3 separate regions of the Homo sapiens genome follow, and all the other regions are linked to region 1. Evidence: read pairs that join two places in POLR2A ChIA-PET (ENCODE). Cell type or tissue: MCF 10A. All regions are shown on one strand. Region 1 holds the start of ZNF551 (zinc finger protein 551). Region 2 holds the start of ZNF552 (zinc finger protein 552). Region 3 has its middle 4.9 kb from the start of ZNF552.

Region 1 (2,500 bases):
CAGAACCAGATCACCTCCCTCTTCCACTCCAAACCTCCCACTGTTACTATTAAGTAACGAATAGACAACTCAACTTCTCAGGGAACCATTCCGGGTCTGACTTCTACTACACTGCTCCCTGTTCTCATGAAAAGAAAATAATTGTAGGTTCCTGAACTATCTTAGCCTCCTCTCCAAACTTAGCATATACTGGTAACTTTGCCTTGGACAACCTTCTACATCTCCTTTCCCCCGGCTGCCAACAGCTTCATATAATCTAACCTGGACTTAAGACTCTGGGCTTTGTATTTGCTCAAAGTCTCAGGGCCCAAGGCTAGACGAGTGGCGAGGCTCAGGTCGCCCAATGACCCTGGTCCAGTTTTGGAGCCAGGTGGCCTGGGCTGGCTGCACTATCTCCGCACCTCAGTTCTCAGTGCTGACTTTACCAGCTGCGTGAGCTTGGACAAGAACTCAGTCTTCCTATGCCTAACTACTATTACCTCTCTTCAGCCTGTTCTTCCCCTGAGCAACTTTTGGATAGCTTTAGGAAATCCTAGCCCAGTGTCCCTATCTGTTCACAAATCTCGAAGGCTGCCAGTGTCCTCAGAATCGTCAAATTCGTCAGGTGCAACTCTGCCTCACTCTATGTTCCTGCAGACCCGAGACGGACCCCAGGCTCCTGAATCCCCCCCAGCTTAGTCGCAGCTCCAAGTTCTGCACGCGCCAGTCAACTGCCCGTCACATTTCCGTACACACTGGGCGTCACAAACGGGTCCAATCCACAAGCGCCTTCTTGTCCAGGGTACTGGGGCCTGGGCTGCAGGGCTGTGAGCAGGCATCCCTCACTGGGCCTTAAGGCTTCTGCTGGGGGAGGTAGGCGAGACCCGGAGGACGCACAACTCACCTGAGCCGAGTCCCTCAGCGCGACTGCCGCCATTGAGCTCCGTGGACTAGGCGGGGAGCGGCGGCCGACCGGGGCGGGCATTCGAACACAACAGTCCCTATCCCGGGCCTGGCGCAGCTCACCCGAGGTGGTGTCGCAGAACCTCTGGCCCACTTTCGCGACTTCTCTGTCCCGTCCCTCAGTCGCGACCTCCACTGCAGAAACTGGCGGGCTGGACAAACAGGACAGAGGCCAAAATGACCGCCACGAGGAGGACGCCGGAAGTTCCGGCCCGTCGCGCTGCGCGTGCGCGGAAGTGTTGCTATCCTGGGCTGTCATTGGCTCAACTCCGCCGCCGTTTTGCGCTCTGCACTCTGGATAATGTAGTTTCCAAAACTCCACGGAGCTCTTCGGAGTGTGTCCACTGCTTTGACCTCTGCGAACTTGTATTCTGAGGTGCTGTGCCCCGTGCAGGGAAATGGCGACTTCGGCCTCTAGGGGAGAAGGAGGTATTTACTCCTTCTTAAAGGGGCTTTTCCCAGATTTCTGGGAAGTGTTTTCCGTAACTGATCACTTAAGTGTTTAGAGACATTATTTCAGACTCCACGAAGCTCAGGGTGCCCCTAGAGGCAAACAAATATTATTTCAGGGGGTTGGGCGCGGTGGCTCACGCCTGTAATCCCAGCACTTTAGAAGGCCGAGGCGGGCGGATCACCTGAGGTCAGAAGTTCGAGACCAGGCTGGCCAACATGGCGGAACCCCATCTCTACTAAAAATACAAAAATTAGTCGGGCGGGCCGGGCGCAGTGGTTCACGCCTGTAATCCCAGCACTTTGGGAGGCCAAGGTGGGTGGATCACGCGATCAGGAGTTCGAGACCAGCCTGGCCAACATGGTGAAACCCTGTCTCTACTAAAAATACAAAAATTAGCCGGGCATGGTGGCGAGCGCCTGTAATCCCAGTACTTGGGAGGCTGAGGCAGGAGAATCGTTTGAACCTGGGAGGCAGAGGTTGCAGTGAGTCGAGATCACGCCATTGCACTCCAGCCTGGGCGACAGGGGGAGACTCCGTCTCCAAAAAAAAAAAAAGAAAAAAAAAATTTGGATTTTGGAGCATTTTGGATTTTAGATTTTTGGCTCAGGGATATTCAACCTGTATTTTGTTCTCATTAAATAGGTTCCTCTTTCACTTTGTTATTGTTTGATATACTAAAGTTTTAATTTTCATGAAGTCTAATTGGTCTATTTTTCTTTTGTCACATGTGTATTTGGTGTCAAATCCAAGAAATTATGGCCAAATTCAATGTCATAAAACTTTCACCCTATATTTTCTTTTAAGTGTTTTATAGTTTTGGGTCTTATGTTTAGGTTTTTAGTCCATTTTGAGTTCATTTGTGTTTTTGGTGTTAGGTAAGGGTTCACCTTCATTCCTTAGCATGTGAATATTTCATTTTCCCAGCATCATTTGCTGAAAAGATCATCGTTTCCCCATTGAGTGGTCTTGGTAGCCTTGTTGAGATCATTTGACCATATACATTACTATTGCAAATGATATTGTTTTCTTAATTTCCTTTTCAGATTTTTCATTGTTAGTGTATGGAAGGGCATATGAGTTTTACATGTTGACTTTTGCATGTTG
Region 2 (2,500 bases), 130 kb before region 1:
GACTCCAAGTGCCTGTTCCTTCCCAGTGTTCAGCCGCTGCATTGATCCTCTGTGGGGGCCTGCCACACGCCACTCTGGCGAGGTGTTCCACTGGGGCAATTGCCTACCCGGGAGTGCTCTCAGGTTCTGCGTCCCTCAAGCTGGCCAGAGTCCCCTGTAGGGATGCTCCACAGGGCAGGCCTAAGCTGCCTAAGGGGCTGCCTCGACTATCTGTTAATCACCTGGCTTCCCAGTCAGGGAACCAAGAAATGTAGCAGGACAAGCCGCAGGGCTGTATTCAGCCTGGAGCTTTGGCAAGACTCACATCTCCAACTACCAAGCTCCCCAAGTGAGGAATTCCTGTCCCTTTTAAGGGCTTACAACTCTAAGGGGGTCCACATGAGAGGTTTGTGATCGATTGAGCAAGCAGGGGGTACACGACTGGGGGCTGCATGCAGTGGTAATCAGAACGGAACAGAACAGGACAGGGATTTTCACAATGCTTTTCCATACAATGTCTGGAATCCATAGATAACATAACCGGTTTGGTCAGGGGTCGATCTTTAACCAGGCCCAGGGTTGGCACCTGGCTGTCTGCCTGTGGATTTCATTTCTGCCTTTTAGTTTTTACTTGTTTCTTTGGAGGCAGAAATTGGGCATAAAACAATATGAGAGGTGGTCTCCTCCCTTAACAGCACAAACGCTTAATTAACATTTCTTTTTCTTTTGAGACAGGTTCTGTCGCCCAGGCTGGAGTGCAGTGGTGCAGTCATAGCTCAGTGCAGCCTGGACCACCTGGGCTCAAGCAGTCCTGACACCTCAGCCTCTCAAAATTTGGGATTACAGGCGCGCGCCACCGTGCGGGTCAGGAGGCTTCCCTGAGGGCCCCGGAGGTGGAGCTGGGCTTTTCCTTCCGAAGCGCCCCTGGGAATCTCTCTCTTTACGGCCTTGGAACCTGGGAAACTACATTACCCAGAAAGCTCTGCGTCAAATGACAGCACGGCAGAGCCAGTGAGAGTTCACATTGAAGGCGTTTCCGTGTGCGCAAGTAAGGTAGAGGCGGGACTCCCGGCGCCCTTTAGTAGCGACCATTTCCATTGGCGTTAGGGAGTCCTTGGAGCGCTGTGTTGGGACCGTGGTGGTGACTGGATCCAGGAGGTCGAGAGTCGTTCTTCTCTTTGCACAGACGTGACTCTGCAGCTCTTTAACGGCGCCCGCTGCTCTCAACCCAGCTTACCCCACGTGGTCCCATGGCGGCGGCCGCGCTAAGGTTCCCCGTTCAGGTAATTGTGGCGCCTTCCGTGCTCTCCGGTCACCTCCTAGTCACACAAGTCCTAAAGCAGCGAGGGAGCGGCACCTGTTTACGGCTCTGCAACCCGGACCCGGCGTCGGGACACTGAGGCGCTCTCGGGAGGGATCCCTGTTTCAGACACCCGTGGGATGCGGTGGGGAGAGCGACAGGTACAGGGAGGGGCGCGGGCAATGGCCTGGAGATGGACGGATCCGGGAGGATGGAACCTGGGGTCCACAGGCGCCTGTAGGGAACAACCTGTGAGGCGGAACTCCTCCTGGAAAAGCAAGGAGGCTGGGGGCTGTGAAATCATTGCGAGGACACTAGAAATAGGAGAATTTCCAAGAAAGAAGGGACTGGATCAAAGTCCAGGCTTTTAAAGTTTCCTAAAGGCCAAATAAATAACAGAGTAGAGAGGGGATGACGTTGGGGCCCTTTGAGATTGAATCCTTGTAGATCATATAGGTGGTAGAGATGACACTTTGTGCTGAGACACGCAGGTTAGACAATAGTCCAAGGTCACCTGGCTCCGTGGACACAAAAGCGTTCAGGGAGGCCTGAGCTTACCAGATCCTATCAGGGACACAGTCCTGTAAAGTCAGCCTCTTCCCTCAGGCCTTTATGGCTGTAGAAGCATTTAAGGAACGCATACAAGAAAGTGGAGGGTGGGGCCGGGTGCAGTGGCTCACTCCTGTAATCCCAGCACTTTGGGAGGCCTAGGCGGGTTGGTCCGGAGGTAGAGACCAGCCTGACCAACCATGGAGAAACCCTGTCTCTACTAAAAATACAAAATTAGCCAGGCGTGGTGGCGCATGCCTGTAATCCCAGCTACTTGGGAAACTGAGGCAGCAGACTCGCTTGAACCCGGGAGGCGGAGGTTGCGTGAGCCGAGATCGCGCCATTGCACTCCACCCTGGGTGACAGAGCGAGACTCCGTATCAAAAAAAAAAAAAAAAAAAAAAAAAAAAGAATGAGGTGCGTTCAGAGAGGGTATCTCTGCTGTGCTGAAGGTGCCACATTGGGCTTTCCATGACCTCGGCCATACTAGGGGAAGTGCCTGTCAGGAGGGGGTGGACTCTTATATCACAGCCACCGCACAGATACCTATTTGTTCAACTAACTATTGTTGTTGGTGGCTGTACCCCATGACCAGTGGGCCTAGTTTCTCCTATGTTTGAGGACCTTGAGAGGAGGATGTGCGAGAGTAGATGTGTGGGAGAGATGGATTGT
Region 3 (2,500 bases), 140 kb before region 1:
TCTTCAAAACTCTCCATGGCTTCTAGTGTCCTCATGATGAATGCACAGCCCTCAGCCTGTGTGCTCTTCCAGGAGTAGCTCTGCCTCAAACTTTGTTCCCGACAGGTGCCTGTGGACCCCAGGTTCCATCCTCCCAGCTGCCTCCATCTCCAGACCATCGCCTAGGCCCCTCCCTGTGCCTGTTGCTCTCCCCACCGCATCGCACTGATGTCAAACACAGGTGAAACCGTCTTTGCAAAATTATAACTGAGGAAATTATGACAGTGAAAGAAATCAGACCTAACCGACTCCATCTTGCTTTTAACCTTTAAGCTGTCCTTGTTCATTCCTGGGCACAGGCTGAATTAACTTAGGGAAGGAATTCAGTTCATGGTTTCACTCTGAAACAAAATTGATAACAGCCCTTTCCTGAAAAGACTCCCTTCTTGCCTGGGGACCAGCCTGCCTTTGCAGGACTAACAGTTTAGCTATAAGATTAGAAATTACCGTTTAGGGGTCATGTAGCTTCTGGCTCCAAGAGTCTGAACCTCGCCAAGTTGCTCCTGAAGATAACATAACAATTGTAAAAGCTAAGATCAGTGCTTGAGGTATTTTGGAGATCCTACACTGGATGGATCAGCTGACAACACACAGACCGGTAATCTGGGTCAATCAGTTCTGCCATCCCACCCACAACAGAAAACAGCATGAAAAACTCACTTCAACCCTCTATAAATCCATCTCCAACCTGACCGTTCAGCACTCCCCACTTCCCAAGCCCCTACCCGCCAAATTAACTTTGAAAACTCTGATCCAGAAATGCTCGGGGAGACTGATTTGAATAATAATAAAACTCCTGTCTCCCGAACAGCCGGCTCTGCGTGAATTACTATTTCTCCTTACAATTCCCCTGTCTTCACAAATCGGCTCTCTCTAGGCAGCTGGCAAGGTGAATCCACTGGACGTTTACACAGGGACCCCTCCTGCCAGCGCCTCAGTGTCCCTACGCCGGGTACCGGCTACAGACCCGTGAGCAGGAGCCTCTCCCTCGCTGGTTTAGGACCTGGGTGACGATGAGGTGACCTGAGGGCACAGAAAACGCCACAATTACCTGAGTAGGGCGCCTCGGCGCAGCCGCAGCCATCGGACTACTTGGGGAAAGCACTGCCCGGGAGCAGCAGGCGCCCTCACCGGGCTGCAGAGCCGCCTCTGTGCACCGAGAACGGTTCCTCTCCACCTTCTGGGTTCATTCACCGCAGTCCCACGTAGCAGTCCGGGGCCACTCACTGGGCAAACACGCGTATCGCAGATCAACGTGGCCGCTACAAGAGGACCCCGGAAGTCTCGGCCCTACATTAGGCGCACACACGGAAATGCTTCTTTCCGAGCCCTCATTGGCTCTGACGGCATTCATTCAACGCAGAGCTTTCTGAGTAATGTAGTTGACCAGGTTTCAAGGCTGTAAAGAGGGCGCTACCCAGAGGTGCATCTGCAGGAAAAGCCCACCGTCATGTCAGGAACTCTCCTTAAAAGCGCGCCCTGAGGCCGGGCGCGGTGGCTCACGCCAGTAATCCCAGCACTTTTGGAGGCTGAGGCGGGCGGATCGCGAGGTCAGGAGATCGAGACCATCCTGGCTAACACGGTGAAACCCCGTGTCTACTAAAAATTCAAAAAAAAAAAGTTAGCTGGGCGTGGTGGCGGGCGCCTATAGTCACAGCTACTCTGGAGGCTGAGGCTGGAGGAGAATGGCGTGAACCTCCTTGCAGTGAGCTGGGATCGCGCCACTGCCCTCCAGCCTGCGCGACAGAGCAAGACTCTGTCTCAAAAAAAAAAAAAAAAAAAAAAAAAAGGCGCCTTTCTAGGGCAGAGGAGGGGTCTCACCTAGCCTTAGAAGCCGTATTGAGATTCCTGGAGACTAGTGTCTGTAACTAATCACTCAAGAATTTGGAAAAATACTACTTCAGATTTCGGGGAGCTCAAGGTAAATAATAGGGAGCTCAAGCTGAAACTATTATTTAGGATTCTCCCAAAGGCTAAAAATCCAAATTACCACACCGTTTGAAACAGTCGTTCAGTCGCAAAATACCTGCACTGGAAGCAGAAGCTGATAAGCGTTGTTGTGTTATAATGTGTCTGAAGGCCCTCAGAAGCCTTAGAGTGCCTAAGGCAAATGAAGGAAGTTAGGGATGTGCTCCCCTACAGCAGGAGTGCAAAGCTGAATCTCTGTGATTCCTACAGAAAACAACTCTCCTGCTGATAGAATCTGTGAAAGGAAAATCTTGTGGCCTCAAAATTACTAAGCTAAAGGGAAAAGTCAATCTGGGAACTGCTCAGGGCAAACTTGCCTCCCATTCTATTCAGTCATTGCTCTCCTCACTGAGATAGGTGCATAGTCTGATTGCCTCCTTTGGAAACACTTATCAGAAACTAAAAAGAATCCAACTATTTGTCTCTCACCTACATGTGACCTGGAAGTCCCCTCCCTGCTTGGAGTTGTCCCCGCCTTTCTGGTCAGAACCGA

The links. Peaks named below come from ENCODE experiments on the same cell type or tissue, not always from the same donor. Only the 100,000 strongest peaks of a DNase experiment are listed, where the experiment ranks them.
Region 2: POLR2A ChIA-PET joins it to region 1 with 10 read pairs; 11 of 35 experiments call an interaction of 5 or more read pairs at or near these places.
Region 3: POLR2A ChIA-PET joins it to region 1 with 10 read pairs; 11 of 35 experiments call an interaction of 5 or more read pairs at or near these places.

The regions. Positions count from the first base shown.
Region 1 is chr19:57,680,628-57,683,127 of GRCh38, reverse strand. ZNF551 (zinc finger protein 551) reads right to left here and starts at 1,151. Exons shown (of 3, transcript NM_138347.5): 1 at 884-1,151. The coding sequence starts at 964. RefSeq lists a silencer at 711-780 and an enhancer at 836-1,459. In MCF 10A, a CTCF peak has its summit at 1,426; a DNase peak (open chromatin) is centred at 1,217.
Region 2 is chr19:57,813,473-57,815,972 of GRCh38, reverse strand. It overlaps ZNF552 (zinc finger protein 552), which reads left to right and starts at 1,060. Exons shown (of 3, transcript NM_024762.3): 1 at 1,060-1,262. The coding sequence starts at 1,230. RefSeq lists an enhancer at 736-785. In MCF 10A, no CTCF peak of the experiment used is centred here; a DNase peak (open chromatin) is centred at 1,012.
Region 3 is chr19:57,818,536-57,821,035 of GRCh38, reverse strand. No RefSeq gene overlaps it. Among named protein-coding and RNA genes, the nearest start is that of ZNF552, 4.9 kb to the right of the region's middle. RefSeq lists an enhancer at 1,127-1,356. In MCF 10A, no CTCF peak of the experiment used is centred here; a DNase peak (open chromatin) is centred at 1,365.